Linked DNA regions of Homo sapiens: region 2 is linked to region 1. A link is a contact called in ENCODE Hi-C data. All regions are on one chromosome and are shown on one strand. The core of a region is the stretch at or near the end of the contact, and the rest is flanking DNA. Distances in the headings are between cores, read along the strand shown. Region 1 overlaps ECE1 (endothelin converting enzyme 1). Region 2 overlaps ALPL (alkaline phosphatase, biomineralization associated).

What was found. Hi-C counts contacts between places; a loop is a spot of excess contacts on that map. Pooled maps may share reads with other maps.
Region 2: a map of IMR-90 shows a loop between it and region 1 (2.9-fold over the local background). The contact joins two enhancer-like sites. A Hi-C loop is called at or near these places in 3 of 168 maps with a recorded cell type or tissue (IMR-90, cardiac septum and sciatic nerve) and 7 of 50 pooled maps.

What each region holds. Positions count from the first base shown.
Region 1 is chr1:21,268,708-21,273,570 of GRCh38, forward strand. ECE1 (endothelin converting enzyme 1) reads right to left here. Exons shown (of 19, transcript NM_001397.3): 4 at 3,992-4,204. Among named protein-coding and RNA genes, the nearest start is that of ECE1, 19 kb to the right of the region's middle. RefSeq lists an enhancer at 1,529-1,823. Within about 2 kb of position 1,649, at least 12 of the 41 ENCODE cell types and tissues checked have a DNase peak (open chromatin) inside an H3K27ac peak, as active enhancers do.
Region 2 is chr1:21,570,949-21,576,205 of GRCh38, forward strand. ALPL (alkaline phosphatase, biomineralization associated) reads left to right here. Exons shown (of 12, transcript NM_000478.6): 9 at 2,717-2,851; 10 at 4,785-4,976. Among named protein-coding and RNA genes, the nearest start is that of LINC02596, 13 kb to the right of the region's middle. RefSeq lists enhancers at 3,200-3,874, 3,875-4,549. Within about 2 kb of position 3,813, at least 18 of the 41 ENCODE cell types and tissues checked have a DNase peak (open chromatin) inside an H3K27ac peak, as active enhancers do.

The DNA of each region.
Region 1 (4,863 bases), core at 399-2,898:
CCATCAGCTCTGGCTCCCTTCCGACGCCTGTTGGCTGACCCCTTTGTCTTGGAGACGCTGAACCCAGCCTGGCCTTAAGCCCAAGAATGCACTGGCCCACACTCCTGCATTTTTTTGTCACCCACTCACCTGCCATCTGCCTCTTCAGGAGTTTCCATGTATCAAAGTCCCAGGTATCAAGCCCACAGGTGAGGGGCCATTTCCAGACTAGTTCCGAGGACTGAGCCTTGAGGGAGAGGACCCCAGGATATGTCTTCCGGGGAAGCCCCTAGTCAGTATGACATGGGGGTGACCCCAGCTCCTGTGTTCACTGGACCTGGGCTGGGGCTTGGCTGGCCTGGGCTGAGAACTCTGTGGAGCAGCCGCTGGGGAAAGGAGGCAGGCGAACCACACTTCTCGGCTGCTCTCCCTGCCAGCAGTGCCGACCCAGGGCCTCTCCCTGCTGAATCTGACAGTAGAGTGAGTAGAGAAAGAATACAGGCTTTGAGGTCCCACAGCTCTGGGTCTAATCCCAGCCTCACCATTTCCTAGGAAATACATTTCCTTCATATTCATGAGTCTCATCTGTAAAATGTGCAAATGCAGCCTACTCCATGAGTTTACTATGAGAATTCAATGAAATAATACAAGTGAGATGCTCAGTGTGTCATAGCTGTATTCTGCACCTCCTTCCTGACAACTGGGTCCACATACCAGCGCTTCTCTAATAAATAAGAAATAATGACTTTGTTCTTTGCCCACCCAATTAACCCTTAGAGCATCCCTACTAATGAGCTGAGTTTCAGTTAGTTCCCACTTTATAGGTGATGAGCCGAGGACCTAAAAATCTGGGTGACCTCTCTGCAGTCATACAGCTTGTTTGTAAGAAGTCTGGGTTGGAACTCACCTACCACCACCAAGGAGGGCAGCTGTGCTTTGACGAGCACCTACTAGGTGCCAGGCTAGTATTCCGATGTATTCCAGTGCTCAGCACTTTGAACCATCCCAGGCAAGTCAATACTCACAGTAACTGTATGTGTTAGGAGGCATCATTATCCCTACTGTACAGATAATGAAACTAAGTGGGAGAGAAGCCAGGTCACTTGTCCAAGGCCACACGAGTGATAAGCAGCTAGCACACCAGGACTGCTTGACTTCAGAACTCTGCGGTCTGGCCTCCTGGTATCACCAGACCTTGGCCTCGGGGTCAGGGTTGAATGCATGATTTTGGGTTGTTCCATGGCCCATTGGATGCAGCTCCCCACCCACGGCTTGATTGTCAGGAACAGTGGGGATGGACTCAATCTTGGCTCAGACCTAAGGTTCTCCCAGTGAGAACCAGCCCCAGAACCAGTCAGACCAGAACCCACACAATGCACAAGAGCCCATTCTGGGCCTCACTGGGAAGCTAGAGGGCCTGTCCACTGTCCTGCCCCATCCCCTCTAAATGCTAACTGCTCCCCAGAGAGTGAGCCCCTCACCATTTTGGACTGGTGGTATATCCTTGACAAAGTCACTTAACCTCTGGGAGCCTCAGTTGCTGCATCTATAAAATGGGAACAACAATTCCGAAGTCTGGGGTTGTGAGGATTAAGGAAGCAGTGGCTCTAAAGAGCATGGTACAGTGCACAGCGCACGGCGGACATCCGTGTCTCTCCTTCCTTCAGGCCCTCAGGCTCTGCGCCCCCTGCAGGTTCTTGCAGGCACTGCGGAAAGGGAGCTAATGTCTGTCCCTTGTACCTGAAGGAGGTGGTGTGGGACAGAGGAAAGGGCACAAGACCAGGCATCAAGCAAGTCTCAGCTCTGCCACTCACTAGCCTATCATGAGGACCTCTCCGGATCTCGCTTTCCTCATCTACCAACAGAGTGAGCAACACCTTCCCAGCTTCCACCCTGCAGGATCAAGTGGGATGGTGTCTACAAAACAGCTCTGTAACCTGTCAAATGCTGTGCAAAGGTCAAGGGTGAATAACAGTAGCATCAATACAAACAGCAGCCACCACAACATGCCAAGCCTAGGCATGGTTTAAATACATTTAAATGTATTTCCCATTTAATTTTCAAAATTCAGAGGAGGCATGGTTCCCACTGTACTCATGAGAAAACAAGCCAGGGAGGTGATGTAATTGACCCAAGACCTCATAGTAAGTGGCAGAGTCCAGATTCGAACCCAGGTCCTGGTGAGTCTGAAGCAGAGGAACCGACCCACCTTGTTATACTACCTGGACTATGGGCCCTGCCAAGCCCCCAGCTGTGATGTTAGGCACTGGAGAAGGGTCGTCCTTGAGTTCCAGTCTTGCAATGATAGACATATTTGCCTTTTAAGTGTCTGGTTCTAAAATGAAAAGCTGCATGCCCTTTCAAAGGCACTTTGGTGGCATAAGGCAGGCAGGGGGACATCTCAGACTGGGGCTTTGCTGCTTCGGACATACTGAGCTTCAACCCTACCTCCATACACACCACCCTGCTCATCCTCAGGAAGTTAGGCTGAAGGCAGCTGCTGCTGCTGCTTCAGGAGCTGTCGGAGGCCAGGAGAAAGGGTGGGTGTGTTTTACCTAGCGGCGGCTCTGCTCTGTGGGGCTGGGGCAGGAAAGAAAGGAAAGGTCTCCTTCACCTGGTTTGCCTACTTTCCCTGTAATCTAAAAGACCCAGTTGCCTTAAATTGTTAATTGTCCATTTAGAATCATTTCCTGTCTCTTAAGATTCGTGTCCCTTTAAGAAGATCTGTCCCCTTTTGGGTATCTTCTATTGTACCTGCCTTTGAATATCTTAAAGTTTTTTAAAACAATCAGTATTTGTCGGATCTAGGTTCTGTTGTTGATGGATAAATTGACTGACTTTTCAGAATGCAGCCTCTCCCAGCATTTAGGGTCCCAGGATGGAGCAGGGGACAGCAGCAGAGGGAGACAGCCATGGTCCCAGCTGTGGGAGGGTTAAGGTGGGCAGCTTTATGGTACAGCACAGGTGTCATGATTTCACACTGGGGGAGGAGCCCAGTGGGCAGACGGGAATCCAACAAACATTAACTAAGGATACAGCTGCAAACAAGACAACGTGGAGCTCTAATCTGAGGAAAAACCATCAACACAGGGGTGAACTAGAGGTGCCCAAGGCCTAGTGAAGTGCAAAGAGAACTCTGACCAGAGGGCTTATCGTGCAAGCCCGATCACCGTGAGGCTAAGGATGATTCCCGCCTACACTGAATAACTAATCCTCTGATAAGCTGTTGTTAGAACTTTCATTGGATCACAACCTTAGAATCTGATCTAGTGTGTTCAGTCTCGATCCCTTTTGCTCATAACTTTCAAAACTCACAGTCAATACTAGTCAAAAGCTACGCCAAGCTTGAAGCCACAAAAGTAACGACCACAGCCACCAGTTCTTGTGTACACCCTACATGCCACACACACCATGCTAATGCTTTACACATGTGCTCTCTAGTTCTCAAAACTCTGTACCTTGGGTCTTATTAGTCTCATTTTACAGATGAAGAAACTGAGGTTCAGAGATATGTGACTTACTCAGGATCATACAATGAGTGAGGGCAGACATTCTAACCCAGCTTCACCTACTCCCAAGTCTATGGTCTTCCATTCTGCCAGGCTCCTCTTTTCTTGTTTTTTAGACAAGAGTCTCACTCTGTTGCCCAGGCTGGAGTGCAGTGGCGCGATCTCGGCTCACTGCAACCTCTGCCTCCCAGTTTCAAGCGATTCTCCTGCCTCAGCCTCCCGAGTAGTTGGGACTACAGGCGCACGCCACCATGCCTAGCTAATTTTTGTATTTTTAGTAGAGACAGGGTTTTGCCATGTTGGCCAGGCTGGTCTTGAACTCCTGGCCTCAAGTGATCCACCCACCTTGACCTCTCAAAGTGCTGGGATTACAGGTGTGAGCCACCGTGCCCGGCCCATTCTGCCAAGCTCCTCCTTTAAGCAGGCGCAGCTGGGAAGCTGGCTGGGCCAGCTGACAGCTCCCCGCTGTGGCCCATTTATTGGTCTCCATGCTGGATGCTTACCGAGGAGGTGCTTGATGATTGCTTGGTTGTGTTCCCAGAGGTTGCTGAAGGTCCCCCAGCGTGAGTGGCCATCAGGGACTGGGTTGGCCTTGATCCAGCCCCCACAGGCGTAGCTGAAGAAGTCATGGCAGGGGTCCACTGTGGGGTCCATGGAGCTCAAGATGGAGCTGGTCACTGAGACACAAGCTTCGCTCAGGCACACAGAGGGGGATCCTGGAAGGGTTAAGGACAAGAGGCCAGTGAAGGGCAGGCAGGGAAGAAGCAGGGAGGGCAGAGAAGGGGGCTTGGGGCCCAGGGGCCACATGTCCCACCCTGGCCCTGACCACACAGATTTGGAACTGGACGGTCACTAGACCCCTACAGAGAAATGATTTCCGCTTATAACACAAGACTTCTACTCAGCTGTCTAAAATCCTTCCTGTGGCTAAAAGGTACCCAGAACCCAGGTGTTTCTCTTAATCAACCTTCTCCTCCATAAATATTCATTGACTCTTTATTATTCCTTGATGCTCAACAAATTTATTCATTCACGCATGCATTCATTTATTCAGCAAGATAATGACTACCTTCCAGGTTCTCTGCTGAGTATGGAGTGCGTGTGTGTGCATGTGTGCACCTGCGTGAAAGTGTGTGCCCGTGCGTGTGTGCGTGTGTGTGTGTGTGTGTGTGTGTGTGTGTGTGTGTAGGGTACTGGGGTATTGGGCATAAAAAGGCAGAGTCCTTTAATCCAAGAGCTAACAATTCAGTTGGGGATATACACATAAATCAAAATGGAACAGTAGGAGAAATGTCTGTCCTCCTTTCTACAAAAATAAACTGAACATTTACTATGTGCCAAAAGGGTGATGTAGACAGTATGGATGACAGGACAT
Region 2 (5,257 bases), core at 2,563-5,062, 300 kb after region 1:
GCAGACATTTCCCAAGGAACACAGCTCCGCGTCCTGGGTGTCATTAGAGGTTATGGGCTCAGAGCTGTGCACCTGGTGGGTCCTCCAGACACATGCACACAGCCTCTTGCTTGCCTGGGTCACATGGCACACACCCAGTACCACATGGGCTGTGCATGCACCCGTGTATCATGCTGGTTTTGCTCATGGATCTTAGAGCCAGAGTGCTGGGTTCAAATCCAGCTCTACCACCTCTAAGCTGTGTGACCTTGGGCAAGTGATTTCTCCTCTTTCTGCCTCAGTTTCCTCTTCTATAAAGTAGGGATAATGATGCTCCCATAAAATGGAGATAGTGATGGGGCTGGAGACAACCCCTGGGTTGTCATGAGCATGACATGAACTTGTGTTGTATAAGTTATCTGTTGCTGTATAACAAATTATCTCAAAACTTAGGCCAGGTGCAGGCCGGGTGCAGTGGCTCATGCCTGTAATCCCAGCACTTTGGGAGGCCGAGGTGGGCGGAGCACAAGGTCAGGAGATTGAGACCATCCTGGCTAACGAGGTGAAACCCCATCTCTACTAAAAATACAAAAAATTAGCCTGGCGTGGTGGCGGGCGCCTGTAGTCCCAGCTACTCAGGAGGCTGAGGCAGGAGAATGGTATGAACCCGGGAGGCGGAGGTTACAGTGAGCCAAGATCGCACCACTGCACTCCAGCCTGGGTGACAGAGCAAGACTCCGTCTAAAAACAAAAAACAAAGAACAAACACGAAAAAACTTAGGCCAGGTGCAATGGCTCGCGCCTGTAATCCTAGCACTTTGGGAGGCCAAGGCAGGTTGATCACTTGAGCCCAGGAGTTTGAGACCAGCCTGGGAAACATAGCGAGACCTCAATTCTACAAAAATTTTTTAAAAACTGGCCAGGTGTGGTGGCGCACACCTTTAGTCCCAGCTACTCAGGAGGCTGAGGTAGGAGGATCCACCTGAGCCCAGGAGGTTGAGGCTGCAGTGAGTTGTGATTATGCCACTGCACTCCAGCCTGGGTGACAGAGCAAGACCCTATCTTAAAAAAAAGAAAGAAAGAAAACATTAGCCAGGTGTGGTGGTGCCAGCCACTCAGGAAGCTGACGTGGGAGGCTTGCTTGAGCCCAAGAGTTTGAGGCTGCAGTGAGCTATGATCATGCCACTGCACCAGTTTGGGCAACAGAGTGAGACCCTGTCACAAAACAAAACTTAACAGTTTAAAACAAGAGTAAACATTTATTGCCTCACTCAATTTCTTTGGGTCAGGAATCTGGGGACAGCTTAGCTGGGTCTCCCATGAGGTCACAGTCATCTGAAGGCTTGACTGGGGCTGGTGCTTCCAGGATGGTTCACTCACATGGCTGGCGAGTTGGTCTTGGCTGTTGGCAGGAGGCCTCAGTTCCTTGGCACATTGCTCTCTATAGAGCAGCTTGAGTGTCCTCATTACATGGTGGCTGGCTTCCCACAGAGATCCAAGAGTATATAAACAGAAGCTACAACATTTTATGCCCCAGCCTTCGAAATCACACACCATCATTTCGGTGGCATTCTATGGCATACAAAGGCTAGTGTGGGAGGAGACCACACAAGCGCGTGAATTCCAGGGGGCAGGGGTTATTGGGCACCATCTTGGAGGCTGGCTTTTGCCTGCTTCCAAAGCGCTAACAGCATGTGGCACCAAGTGAACCCTGTGTGCATGGGAGCTATTGTTCGGCTGTGTACCCACTCACAGAGGGGCAGGGTGTTCTGGAAGGACACCAGAATTGGAAGGACACCAGAATCAGAAGCACCAGCATGGGACACATGGAACTTTGTGCCATGGGCAAGGAATGGATCATTCTCCTTATGTCACAAGTGAGAAAACGGAGCCCAGTGAGCAGGAGGGACAATGATTCCAAACCTTCTGCTGTTTCGCTGCACAGGCCACCGTGCCCTTCAAATCCAACATGTAAATGCACACACACTCTAGCGGCCCCATCGAGTCCAGGCTGTGACCCTCTGCCTTGGGGCCACAGTGCTGTGTGCTGAGCCCTGCAGGCTGGAGGCAGACTGACTGATGGATTTGAACCCCAGATCTGCCACTTCTCAGCTGACAATAGCAAGTTATGGAACACCTCTGGGCCTCAGTGCTCCTCATCTGTGAAACGGGCATGGTGATCCCACCGCGCCATAGTGGTGGGAATGAAAATGAAAGGAATTGGGGCTGGGTGCGGAGGCTCACGCCTGTAATCCCAACACTTTGGGAGGCCGAGGTGGGCGGATGACCTGAGGTCAGGAGTTCGAGACCAGCCTGGCTAACATGGTGAAACCCTGTCTCTACTTAAAATACAACAAAAATTAGCTGGGTGTGGTGATGCATGTCTGTAATCCCAGCTATTCAGGAGGCTAAGGCAGGAGAATCACTTGAACCCGGGAGGCAGAGGTTGCAGGGAGCCGAGATCGCACCACTGCACTCCAGCCTGGACAACAGAGTGAGACTCTGTCTCAAAAAAAAAAAAGAAAAGAAAAGAAAAAGAAAAAAGAAAAAAAAAGGAATTGGGGGCCTAATTCTGGGCCCACAAAAATCACCCAGATAAGGATCCTCCCAGCCACCATACTCTACCCCAAGCTGGCTGTGGGGAGCCTGCATTCCCTGAGACACCCCAGCTTCCTTGGAGTCCTCCTAGCCGGGTCACAGCCTCTCAGCATCCACATCCTCCTGGCGTCCTCCTCAGGTCTCTTCGAGCCAGGGGACATGCAGTACGAGCTGAACAGGAACAACGTGACGGACCCGTCACTCTCCGAGATGGTGGTGGTGGCCATCCAGATCCTGCGGAAGAACCCCAAAGGCTTCTTCTTGCTGGTGGAAGGTAGGGACCCCGGGTCTGCTGAGAGGGGGCTGCTGGAAACACGGCCCTGGTGTCAGGATGGAGAAGTCCAGCTCTTAAAGGGAACTGACTGGTTTGGGGGTGAAGGGAGAGGTCCCTTTAGGAGAATAGGTTGTGGAAGGAGACGGGTGGCACTGTAGACACTCCCAGCCCAGCAAGCTGCTCTCCTTTGGGCATGGAGATGCAAGTTAGGTTCAGCAATCCAGGAAGGCTTCCTGGGAGAGGAGGCAGATTTCTCCCCTTTGGTAGTCTTTCTTGGGGACCTGGCCCTGAAGGGGCAAGCAGCCCCTCAGCCTCACTGCCCAGAAAAGCAAATCCGCAGGCCCCGGCTTTCCCACGCTGTGTGCTGATGTTCCCAGGCTCTTTCAGCGCCGGCCAGGGGCCTTGCAGACAGACCTGAATTCTTGGCCTGGCGCTGCCATCTGCTGGCGGTGTGACCTCTACCTGTGCACTTCTGTTATGTGAAGCCAAAAATAGCATCTGTCTCCTGGAGAGTGATTCGCCTCCATTGTGTTCAGAGACATAAAGTACTTGGAACGGGGCCCAGTAAAGAATAAACCGTGTTTCTATTATTAGCCTTGTTATGGCTACACAATAGTTAAGGCGGGAACAATAGGAAGTGTGAGGAAGTGATAAAGATTCCAGAAACCTTCCAGTGCTAACAGCCCTTGCCCACCGCAGTTCCTCATGTTGCCCTGCTAACATCGGTATGTATACACACACATGCACACACGTGAACATGTTTGCACATATGCTCCCCACGCATACACACATGCTCAGCGCCTCCGCCTTCCAGAGGTGAGCGTCCGCCAGCCCAGCTTGGCTGCTTTCTTGCCAAACCCCGGGGTTCCCACTCGAGCACAGCGGTCTTGGCCTGGCCCCGAACAGGCCTCTGACGCCAAGGAGCCAGCCAGAAACCAGCGGTGGTGAGCACGGGCTCCCCCGGGAGCGGTTTCCTTTGTGAGCAAGGCCAGGATGGGCCGCCCAGGCTAGCTGCTCCCAGAGCCACAACAAAGGGAGGACACGCCCTGCCAGCCTGCCGGGCCACCGCGAGGCTCAGACTGGTGGGAACAGAGGGCTGCCTGGCGCCCAGGACCCTCCAAGCTGGGAGTGTCCACCAGGCAGCGCCCTCCTGTTAGCAAGGGAAGTGTTCCTTTAAGGTCACAGAGCCCTCGGCTGCTGGGCCAAGCCTCCAGCCAGGCCCCTGCACTCACCCGGAGGTGGGAAGCGGGGGCGGAGGCTGCGAGGGTTCAGGCTTCGGCAGGGCTTTGTGGAACCTGCCACAGGCACTGCCCAGGCACTGGGGACTTTCACTACCTCTGGGAGCTCCGTGCTTTCTTTTTAGAGGGGATGATTTGAGGTAGAGATGAAAAACGGGGTTAGGACGAGTCACACCTGAATTCACATCCTGGCAAATCCCACCGTGGGCTTCCCCACACTAGGCCTCAGTTGCTCCATCTGTAAACAGGACTGATCATATTCCTCTCTGCCCAGCATTGCTGTTCAGGGGAAAAGAGACATGGGTGTGTCGTGCCTGGCACATTGTAGGGATTCCAGCGTGCCCCCTTCCCTACCTCCCAAAGGCTTCAGTGCCTCCTTCAAGCAGCTAGAGACAGTGCTGGGAGGGGCGGTGGGAGGAGTACAGCTTCCCGGCCTGGTGAATTTGATTACACATCTGGACTTTGCAGCCCCCATGCATGTGCCTTTGGCACCGGGGCTGTCCCTCTCTGGCCTCCGTCAGGTTGAATGGCTGCGTAAAATGCCTAGGCTGTGGTGCTAGCTCAGAGTGGTGCCCGGCGAAGGTTCCTGTCCTTCCCTAGCTAACAAAGGTTAATCCAGCAGCAGTGTTGTGGGGCTGGGGAGCAGATCTTCCTCCCCTCCTCCCTCACCGAGGCCTTTGCCTTGGTGTCCCAAGGAGGCAGAATTGACCACGGGCACCATGAAGGAAAAGCCAAGCAGGCCCTGCATGAGGCGGTGGAGATGGACCGGGCCATCGGGCAGGCAGGCAGCTTGACCTCCTCGGAAGACACTCTGACCGTGGTCACTGCGGACCATTCCCACGTCTTCACATTTGGTGGATACACCCCCCGTGGCAACTCTATCTTTGGTAGGTGGGCCTTCTTTGGGGTGGACACTCCTGGGGTCTCCTGTCTACCCACCTGGGAGCAGGAGTGGGTGGGAGAGCCAGCAAGCCCAGAGCATGGTGGGGACTCAATGACAACTGGGTGGGGAGGAAGAGTTACTGGGGATGGGGAGAAAATGCAGGGTGAGGCAGGGGAGTGAGTTGAGTGGTGGTCGGGTAGACAGGCAGGTGGGTGGATGGATGGCCACGTTGACCATGGCTGGGCGAGAACGTGGATAGATGAATGAGAGAGGATGGCTGGCTGG